Regions from separate parts of the Mus musculus genome. Here region 2 is linked to region 1. Evidence: chromatin loops called from intact Hi-C (ENCODE). Cell type or tissue: gastrocnemius. All regions are shown on one strand. Links, peaks and the distances in the headings refer to the core of each region. The heading gives the core; the rest is flanking DNA.

Region 1 (5,385 bases), core at 89-5,088:
GGTTTTGATGTCTTAAGAGGGAGGGAAAAGGAGGTGTGAAGCAGGGAAGGGGAGCTGAATCCTTTTGTTTCTTGGGAAACTAGTTTTGTTTTGTTTTGTTTTGTTTTGTTTTTTTCTTGTCTGCCCAACATATTAACTTTAGGCACAGTTCACAAGCACTTTCCACAGTGAACTGGTTATTTATCTTATCTTAAATGCAGGCAGCTTTCTTTTCACATAGCTGCAGTGGGCTCAAACTCAGGGCTGAGAACACAATGGAAGAGGTTTGAGGTGGAATTGGGAGAATAAAGAGAACAGTTAGGATCAGACTTTGTGGCTTTCCTTTGTGTATACTGCTTCCCAGTAGTATAAGGGGGAAAAAAGGGTCCTCTTGGCCCCATTTCCTTTCGTCTGCCCTCCTTCAAATGCAAGACCTGGCCATTTATAACCCGAGTACTGGCTACCACTTTACAGGTAAAGTTTTATTGGCATACAGCTTTTTCCTTTCATTTACATATTATCTGCTGTTGCTTTCATGCTACAATGGCAACACTGAGTGCTTTCATCACAGATTGTTAGGCTCACAAAGCAGAATATTTATTATCTGGTGCTTAACATTAGAAAGATGTTGGCCTTTGATCTAAGGATGCTTTCTCCATGCCTCCTCTGGAAAGCTCACACTGATCATCCCAGTTCCTGCTGACTTCTCTGACCTCGGATGGACAGTGCTACTTACTAACTACTAATTAAAAACAAACAAACAAACAAACAAACAAACAGTCTTACCATATAGATGTGGCTGTCCTCAATCCATGGAGTACTCAGGGTTGACCTTGATCTAATGGTACTCCAACTACTTCAGCCTCCCAGTGTTGGGATCATAGGCATGTTCTACCTCTTCCTTTTTATATACTATTTTTCCAGTAGCATAGTCCCATTTCTTTTGACCTTCCTTCCTTCCTTCCTTCCTTCCTTCCTTCCTTCCTTCCTTCCTTCCTTCCTCCCTCCCTCCCTCCCTCCCTCCCTCCCTCCCTCCCTCCCCCCTCTCTTTCTTTCTTTCTTTCTTTCTTTCTTTCTTTCTTTCTTTCTTTCTTTCTTTCTTTCTTTCTTGTCATTCTTTCTGTCTTCCTTCCCTTCTTTTTCTCTTTTCTCTTTATCTTATCTTATCTTATCTTTCCTACTTTCTGCCCTGTCCTTTCTTTGTTGGTCTTCTGGAATAGAGTGTTGCTGTGGTGCCTGGTCTGGCCTAGAGTTAACTTTGTCTAATGCAGACTAGCCTCAAGCTTGCAACAGTCCCCTGCTTCAGCATCCTGACTGCTGGGATTATAGGCATGTGTGCCAACACATTTTTCTTTTTTTAAGTGTATGCCCTTATGGATATTTCTGGGAATTGTGTATGGTTCCTGTGGGCATATTCATATTTCAACTTTTTGGAGACAGCTATGTTCACCACTATGTCCACAACACACCTGTAAGTACTGTTTAATAGCTGTCAGTTAAGAAAGAATCTCATGAGTTCTAGAGGGAGGTTATGGCGTCCTTTTGCTTTGCCACTGCCCAGTGCTGTGACCTGGGGCAAGTCCACTTGACCTCTTTAAGTCTTTTCCCATTTGTGGTTTATCATGGTCACATAATTTCTGTTTGTGGATGTCAGTACGAAAATCTGTAGATGTAAATCAAAACAAATGAACAAAAGGAAGAAAATAGGACAATTTTTAGTAAGACAGAATGTATTTCCAAAGGATTTCTGATAGGGCAAATTACCTTCATATCTGTCATTTATGAAAGAGTGGATTCAGCGTACCATCCATTTTCTAGAAATCTATGCCATATTATCATTTTTAATGTTCTAAGACACCTCTTGAGAAAGAAATCTGCTTAACTTTATTTTACACCTGTAGTTTTAAATTTTATATGAAATGACTATCCATGTTTCATAAAAGGTAAAATTCTGGAAAATGTTTTTTGAACCAAATGGACCAAGTGGTCCTTTGGTCTGACTTATAATTGTTGTCCCAAGTTTATAGAAACAGGTCCTCTAATGTGAGCCTCGTCTCTAATCATTGGCAAAAGGAATAGAATGAAACTCAGTTTTCTCCACCTGAAATGTACTTTCAGCTTTGTTCTGCTTCTTCTAGATCTCAAATCGTAGTAAAGGGTGCTTGTGCTCAAATCTATGAAGTCATTAACCATACTGGCTGTTGGTCATCTGCCTCCGGGTGGATTTGTGTGAGTACATACATGTTTTCACAAATGACTTCACAGATAAGGCTACAAGAAACACCTTGAACAATTTCTGTCATCCCCATGACTACTCCTGTTCTCACATGTACTTTTGACCTGCTTGTGCTAAGTCACCTGAGAAATTCTTTCTGTTATCCCTTTCTACTTTCTATACCAGGAGGACTTAGTCTCATCCTTGGGTCTCTGTTGCAAAGGGGGATCAGCGCCTTGAAAAATCGCTGCTAGGAGTCTCCAAACTTGCATGAAGTCACCAGGAAATGTGGATTTTTTTTCCCACTGGTATGTGCTAGCACACATTTTTGAGGCTTCTTTTCAAAGGGCCATCTATGTTTTGAATAAGGGTCCGGGACAGTCGTTTTCTGGGCCATCTGCTCTCTGCATACATCAGTGTCTGAGTGTATGTAATAGTGCTGCCATTCTTAAGAGTGTCTGGTTTGGACAATAAATTATGTTGACCTATTCGCCTTCTAGGCTATTACTTAGTAAAGATGGAAATCTCAGGGATTATCAAGACAAGGAAGCCTAAGCCCATTTCTAGGGCCTTTTGTGAATATCATAGCCAATAGAGGGCGCTCCTGCACCACAACACTGGGTGGAAGGCTCTAGGCAGGCCCAGGGCTCAGGCAGCCAGCTGACCTTTCTCCAGGCTGTACTTGGGTTGCCAGAGCAGCCGAGGTGTCAGCTGAGAGCAGTCACAGCCTAGGGAGGAGGAGGGAAGGAGGGAGGCTGGGGCACCAGAAAGGGAGGAAGAGCTGGCAGAGAACACACTCAAACACACATTTCACTGAGACAGAGGCCCAGGGAAAGCACAGAACATGAGCACATACCTACAAACAACAAATAGAACATACCCTACTCATACTCAGCATACAAACAAGGAGATTTTGTTTGTGAGTCGCATAATACAGAAACACAATGTGAATTCAACCCATCACACACAGATGCATGCAACACCATCATCACACCCAGCTAAGCTGCAAGGACAATACGTGGATGTATACAATACATTTAAACGTGTGTAAGCACCTCTGAGGATATTCAGAGCGTGTGCAATATAGAAAGGTAAGCTAGATCATAAAGACACACAGTCTCACACACACACACACACACACACACACACACACACACACACCCCAGCACAGAAATGCAGTAGACCACAGCACACACAGACATCCAAAAGACATTAAAAGCAGAGCACACACAGATAGTGTGTATCTTTTACTCACTACACAGCAAATCCTCCAGGAATGAGACTATGGATAAACAACAGAGATGCATAAGCACAGCCACTGCCCCACAGGCAGACTGTAAAGTATACGTGCCAAATGCCATGTCAGTTCACCAAGCATGCACAGGCATGGGTAACAGATCAAAGGACACCTATCCAGGCAGCATACAGTATGTGCAACACTAAAACATACTACACAGACTAGAAGCTGCATACATTCAAAACACTCAGAATTCAATACATGTTTTGATAAGAGAACCAGGCATGAAGACGAGCAGGGGAAGTGGGTGTGTGATAGGGGAAAGATAGGGCATTTGGAGAAGATACAGGGAAGGAGGGCAGCAGCATATACAATGGTCGGCTTCTCTCTTCTCAGCTTAGGTGACATAGAACAATGATTTTAAATACTGTTATTACGGAGGCTAGACAGAGGCAGCAAGGGTGTCCTCGTAAGAATGAGCCTTAGGCTCAAGGCCAGAGCTTGAGCCTCAATCTCAGCTACAACAATGGCACCAAATCACATCTCCTATGTCTCTTCCTCCATGTCCCTGCAGCTGCCAGCTCATCTCCACAGATGTCTGCTTCAGCTCCACCCATCTCAGTTATCCTCATCAATGAGCTGTAAGGCATGTACATCTCACAGCCCACCCCCACCCCTCAGTGAGTGTGAGAGAGAAACTTTCCCAAACTTTCAGGAAATATAATTTCCATTGCTTTTTAAAAGCACCCAAAAGGAGAAACAAAACAAAACAAAACAAAGCAAACTAACAAAAAGTGAGTGCTCCCAAGAAGGCTTGTTTTGCCAAAGAAGACAGAATAGGTCAGGATGGTACAGAATTCAAGCAAATCTTGCTTATTATGTAACTAACCAAATAAAAGTCAGTTCTTGGAATCTCAGAATTTTCAGTGAAATAGATTCACATCAGCAAACTTTCTCAAACAGCCAAGAGAGGCCAGACTATTGTGGGATGCTGGAATGTAAAACTAAGAAACTGAAGTCCACCTTCCAAAGTGTGCAGCCTAGGAGAAGACAGTCCTATATAATGTAAATGTCACATGGTGGGGCTTGAGGAATAGGGAACTGTAGAACTGTGGAGAACATCCTTCTACTGATGAGGTAGGGAGGCATTAGTTAAGAATCTCATACATATACTTCTTTGGGGGCAGGATATACACACTCTCTGAATCAATATTCATAAAAAATGGGAAAATAAGGATTGCCAGTATCATACTACAGACGAAGAAGGCAAGACTACAAATGTACAGTCAGCTGTCCCAGGTGGCAGAGTTAGAAAGCCTGATTTCAACATTCCTTTGCATTTCTGCAACATGGGCATAATTAATTTTCTTCATTAGCTTTGTAAATCTTGAGCAAGATCCCACAGAAAGGGATATGATCCAAAGTAAAGAAACACCAAGGTAGAAAGCTCCAGGGAGCCCATTGGACTCTCCCACCTGGAAGAAGAATCTTTACAAAGTCAGGCCAAGCTGCAGACCTCCCAAGTACCTCAGGTTCTCACCTCTAGATCTGGCATGAGGGTGTAGCATCAGTCCTGACTGATTGCTTACATTGCTAGGCAGGCCTTCTGTCCTTGCATGATGTACCTCTTCAGCTGTCATCCTGATGCCTCCTGTGTGGGTTGTGTGTCAGGGATATGCTGCTGGCTCCTTGACTAGCTCCAGCCAGTTACAGGCATGAAAAGGAAGCTATGTCAGTACAATACATAAACAGGGCTGAGAAGATGGTTCAGCTGTTATGGTGCCTGCCATGTAAACTTGAGTATGTAAGTTTAGATCCTCAGAACCTACCAAAAAAGTAGGGCATGGCAGCATCTGTGCCTGTGGGTAGGGTCGGGTAGGAAGATTCTTGAAATACATTGACCAAGCTAGCTTAGCTGAATCTTTGACCTTCAGGGTCATTGACAGACCCGGTC
Region 2 (5,385 bases), core at 170-5,169, 660 kb after region 1:
GCAAATATCTGAGCTCTATTCTCATTGTAATAAAAGTGAATGGATATCCAAAGAATGTGAGAAATACAACTTCCTGTCACCAATATCTCGATGAGCCAAAAGTAGAAATTAGATACCAAAAACAGTTTCTGTCCAGCCTCCAGAGTCCACTTCCCAAAGCCTGAGGATTCCATATGTACCATAAGAAATAAAGAAGCCTTCCCTACAAACAAGAGTGTTATGAGATAAGTTGAATATTATTTTCTTTCTAAATTATTGCTGTACACATACATGAGAGAGAGAGAGAGAGAGAGAGAGAGGGAGAGAGAGAGAGAGAGGGAGAGGGAGAGAGAGAGAGAGAGAGGGAGAGAGAGAGAGAGGGAGAGAGAGAGAGGGAGAGGGAGAGGGAGAGAGAGAGAGAGAGAGAGAGAGAGAGAGAGAGAGAGAGAGAGAGAGAGAGAGAGAGAGAGAGAGGAGGTTAGTGGGTTGAAACCTTAATTCAGAGTAGAGTACCTGACCATGCCTATCACAAAAGATGAAATAGGAAAACAAATTGAAATAGAAGTCTAATCCTCCTGGGAATATATTTCCCTTTAATACCAGGTGGGTAATATTGATTAGCAATATATGTAGACATCCTCTTTAATAGTATATTAGGAAGAGAATAAGAATGGGACAATACAAAAAGGGATATTTTATCTGCTATATGTGCTAATTGCTTTCTTCCACATTTAAAAATTTTACTTAAAACTCTTTTGACTTTCATCTCTCTGCTTACCTAATCATTGCATACCTTGGTTTTGTATAATGACTACTTCAAAGACCAAAATCATGGAACCTATCGTTCATGTCTTCTATTAATCCCTGCTGAGCTAAGGGTTCTGAGTAGTTACCTTAGTTATAGTTACTATTACCATTATAAAACATCACAACCAAAGCCAAGTTGTGGAGGAAAGGAATTATTTATCTTACACTTCCACATTAAAGAAGTACATCACTGAAGGAAGTCAGAACAAGAACACAAGTAGGGATAGAACACAAGTAACCAGGAGTTGCTGCAGAAGTCATGGAGGAGTGCTGCTTACTGCCTTGATTCTCATGACTTGCTCAGCTTGCTTTCTTATGGAACCGAGTACGACCAGCCTAGATATGGCACCATTCACAAAGGTCTTAAGTTCTCCCCCGTCAAACACTAAGAAAATGCCTGAAAGTTGAATCTTATGGAGATATTTTCTCAATTGAAGTTTCCTCCTTTCAGATGACTCTATCTTATGTCAAGTTGACATAAAAAGTAGTCATTATGGTGATGCAATTGTGTAGTAAACTTACACTGGGTTCATGAAGTTCTGGCCATAAGTCTTTAGAAAAGAAGCACTTACACATCATGATTATGTGAGAACTCAGAAAAGAAATTGAAAGAGCTAATTCAGAAGGGAAGGATCAGAACTGAAGTAGAAGCTGGAAGGAAAATTTTAGAGGTCAATAACCCAAGTCCCAAAGAACTGTCAGTCATAAATAACACTTAGTAACTTAGGAAGCAAAACTTAGAGCATCATTACAGCAAAGAAGAATCCTCTAAGGCTAAGCCTAAATACAAATCAACATATCTCAATTTAGCTCCCCTCCTCAACACTGGTGAACCTTCCTTCTTTAGACATCTTTGCTTATGAAAATTTTAAATCCTTTATCAGACTGTCTGTCTACACTTGAATTTTATTTCAGAAAAGTGAGAGTGCTGACTAAGGACATTTGGTTTATCTAAGCATTAAAATATGAAACGAGAAGAAAACCTAAACTGGACAAATTCGTTCTTTATAGGGTTTCCCTCTAAGAACCCTGTCATTTTCTCTAAAGATGGAAAAGAAGCTATCTAGAGCATGATAGCCTTTATTCATCCCCAAATTGTAACCTCCTGTCCAGAGAACAAATGCAAATTTAGTTGGATTTGTTCTCCTTGTTGGACAACCAGATGTCTGAGCATTAGAGTGTCAGTGATTTACTTCGGAACTAGGAGAGGAACAGCAGAAGATATAATTTGCTTGACGCTAATCTATAGAAAAGTATCAAGTAACACAAAATGACAGAATATGAGGTACTGAACAGAGTTCCAAATACAAATATCATTTGCAGGACCTTGAAGTGAAGAGACCTGATTCTTCTGTAACGCCATGGAAGACCCCGGCCTAGAAACTCAACCAGGGTCAGTCCTTGAATTCTGTCACTGAATTCCAGGGATCAGTTGGCTTTCCCAAAAATCAGGACCAATGATGGATTATGATTTCCATGTAGGAATAATATAGCACAATGTCATAATGAGAGGGGGACATCATACATCCAAAATCTGCATAAATACTTTCCAAAAGTCAACATAAGACTCAACAGCAGACCTAGGAAACTAGAAAAGTCCTTAGGACTCATTTGTCATGTTCTCAGTTTCAAACAAGGCCCCCTTAGAAGGCAGTTGCTTAGTCCCTGCACAAATAAGGATCTCAATAAGTGTTCCATAGTTGAGACTTTAGAGACAAGGTTGAGGTAATTTCCCCCATAAGGAAATTATCTTCACGTTAGGAATTATAAATGTTCTGTCAAAACACTGTAAAAACAACTTCTGAGCCGTCTATGAGACAAGCAAAATGGGCATAATCCCAACCTCCATGTGTTTATGTTCTAATTTATTATATGTGTTTCAATAGGGTTAAATTGTTCATTGAAATTTACCAAGGTGGATAATAGGCTTTGTTATATTAGAAGACAATTTCCACAGTATGAGTACTTACAGTAAAAAAATGCATTATGGATTTTGATAAGTGCTTAGAGAAAATTTATGTTCTACATAACATATTCCTCTGGTAGTGAGTGTCTTGTGTTAAACATCAGCATCACCATCTGTAAAATGAACAGATGGGGACAGATGTCATCTTAACTCCCAGAAGTGGTGTAAGAACAAGAGCATCACCTGTAAACAGGCAAGCAGGTTTGAGTATTTCATTTTAATCTGTGGTGCCACCTTGTGGTTATCAGCAAGGACCGCACTGAGGGCAGGAAGAGTCCCTCTTCTATAACTCCATAGCCCACATTGAAAGGTGGTCAAGAAGGGACGCAAGCTCCTGCTTTTCTTTGCCTACAGTGGGGTCCAAATGAGAGGATAGAAGAGTTTTATAGCCAAGGCATATTCTGTTGCTTATTAAATATTGTCCTTTTAGCAACACCTCAAGTGAACTTGTTTAAGAGAGTTTGAGATTCTGTGAGAGTTAATCTTCATCCTCAAACTGACCGGATTTGGAATTACCTAGGAGATACACCCGTAAGGAAACCTTTGAGTATGCTACTAAGGAGGTACTAAGGAGGGAAGATCACCCTGAATGTGAATGTGTTAGCTCTACTTGAGTAGGTTCTTCAAGTGAGGTAAAAGAGCGAAAGAAGAGAGCTAAGCAAGCACCTGAAAACTCATTTCTCTGGCAGCTGATCAGTTCAGATGCATGCATGTAGCCTCATGCTCCTGCTTCAGTGGGTGAGACTTGTTCTTGGTGCCATGTTATCACTGTCAGAGTTGACTGTACCTTCAAACTGTGAGGCACAACAAACTCTTCCTTACTTAAGTTGAATGCTGTCAGTTCTGCTGCCACAGCAATAAGAAAAATACCTAATATAGATTGCATCTGTTTGATAGAGGTATCCATCCCATCACTCCATAGTCACATATGCTTCTGTAAGTCAGCTAGACAATGGTAGATGGGATGTGGCCAGGGCAAGCCAGTAGAGACAGACACAGAAAGGAGACAGACAGGAGGTTGTATTCTGTTTTGGTTTGTTTCTGTTTTTTTGCTAAACTACTCTCACTTAAGGTAAGAGAGAGTGTACTATTGCCAGGTGCAGAGACATGAAGATTTTCAAACTTCCACCTACCTTTACTTTCTTTTTTTATAACTACTTTTATTTCCTCTGATGAATACATGAAAAAGGGGAGCTTTTATTTCTCAGAATGCCCATCCACCAGTTCCCTAACCTCAGATTCACATCAGTCAGCTCTAAACCTGCTATAGGTGCCCTACTTCCAAAAACTACATTGTAAGTTAGAAGTTACTACTGGGAGTTTTCCACAGAAGTTGTTCACCTGGATTTGCAATCCCTTGGCTTGGCTTGCTAAGACAGAAAAAGCAATTTGAAAGTATCTGGTTCTTGAATACTCAATAACTCAGCAAATGGATTCCTAAGGGGTGGGAGGCAATACAACAGGACAGGACAGCAGGAGGACCTTCAGAGGAATCCTAACTGTACTTGGCACTGAGCTAAACATTCACCATATGTTATGCTACTTAATTTACTTTAGCAAAATTATGAAGTAACTCGTTTAGTATTATAATATTTGAAGAGGAAATGCCTAGGCTTGTTAAGGCCTATGGATAATGCTCTCAGTCTCTCAACTCAGCAGTGGCATTGCCTTTCAATCTCTCTCCCTCTCCCTCTCCCTCTCCCTCTCCCTCTCCCTCTCCCTCTCCCTCTCCCTCTCCCTCTCCCTCCCCCTCCCCCTCCCCCTCCCCCTCCCCCTCCCCCTCCCCCTCCCCCTCCCCCTCCCCCTCCCCCTCCCCCTCCCCCTCCCCCTCCCCCTCCCCCTCTCACTCTCCTTCTCCCTCCCCCTCCCCCTCCCCCTCTCTGTTTGTGTGTGTGTGTGTGTGTGTGTGTGTGTGTGTGTGTGTGTGTGTTGCAATAGTCGTAAAGTGTGAAACGGGATAAAGCAACTTTTGTTCATGGTGCTCTTGCTTTTTATCTGGAAATGTTTGTCCCTGCACTGTTCCCAATCTTTGAATTTAGTATCTAGAGAAATGACAACATCTGATAAAAGGCCTGAACAGATCACTCCATGCATCTCCTCAATCGGTGACTTTGTTTAAAACTCCTTTGGAATTAAAGACAAGGGTATTGCAATCTACAATTTATAAAATGATTCAGATTGTCAGTTTGTTTGGTTCGATTTGGAACCTATTGGTTTTGAATGTAAAGATATGGAGTGGACAGGATGGTTCAACTCATCTCAGCTCCCAACTGCATTGCCAGACTGACTTTGGTGGGTTTATGGGTCATTGTGGATCCATCCTCAAGGATTTGGCTCACTGTTTTTGTTTTTTTGTTTTGTTTTGTTTTTTCAACTCAGGTCTAGATAGGCTGCAGGCTCATATTCAGACAGGACCTAGAAAGCTACACACTAACTCAAAGTCCTCTCACTCACCACACCTCAGTTCTTTGATAGTTCCTTTATAGAATTCCCTTTAGATTATCTTTCAAATTAAATCAAATCCAAGCTGTTGCCCATTGCCAATTATGGTGCCAGCCAGTGTAAAGGTGGACTTTAGCACTAACCAGTTTCTGATTTATTGTGTGAAAGTGTTTGGTGTTTCAAGTTCTGTT

Evidence for each region. A loop is a pair of places that touch in the nucleus more often than their neighbours do. Peaks named below come from ENCODE experiments on the same cell type or tissue, not always from the same donor. Only the 100,000 strongest peaks of a DNase experiment are listed, where the experiment ranks them.
Region 2: it touches region 1 in a loop (13-fold over the local background); 18 of 42 quality-filtered maps call a loop at or near these places.

What each region holds. Positions count from the first base shown.
Region 1 is chr4:65,494,097-65,499,481 of GRCm38, reverse strand. The region is part of intron 19 of Astn2 (astrotactin 2); the gene reads left to right. Among named protein-coding and RNA genes, the nearest start is that of Trim32, 110 kb to the left of the region's middle. In gastrocnemius, for the core only: a CTCF peak has its summit at 2,786 (motif pointing right); a DNase peak (open chromatin) is centred at 2,844.
Region 2 is chr4:64,830,689-64,836,073 of GRCm38, reverse strand. No RefSeq gene overlaps it. Among named protein-coding and RNA genes, the nearest start is that of Pappa, 290 kb to the left of the region's middle. In gastrocnemius, for the core only: a CTCF peak has its summit at 2,989 (motif pointing left); no DNase peak of the experiment used is centred there.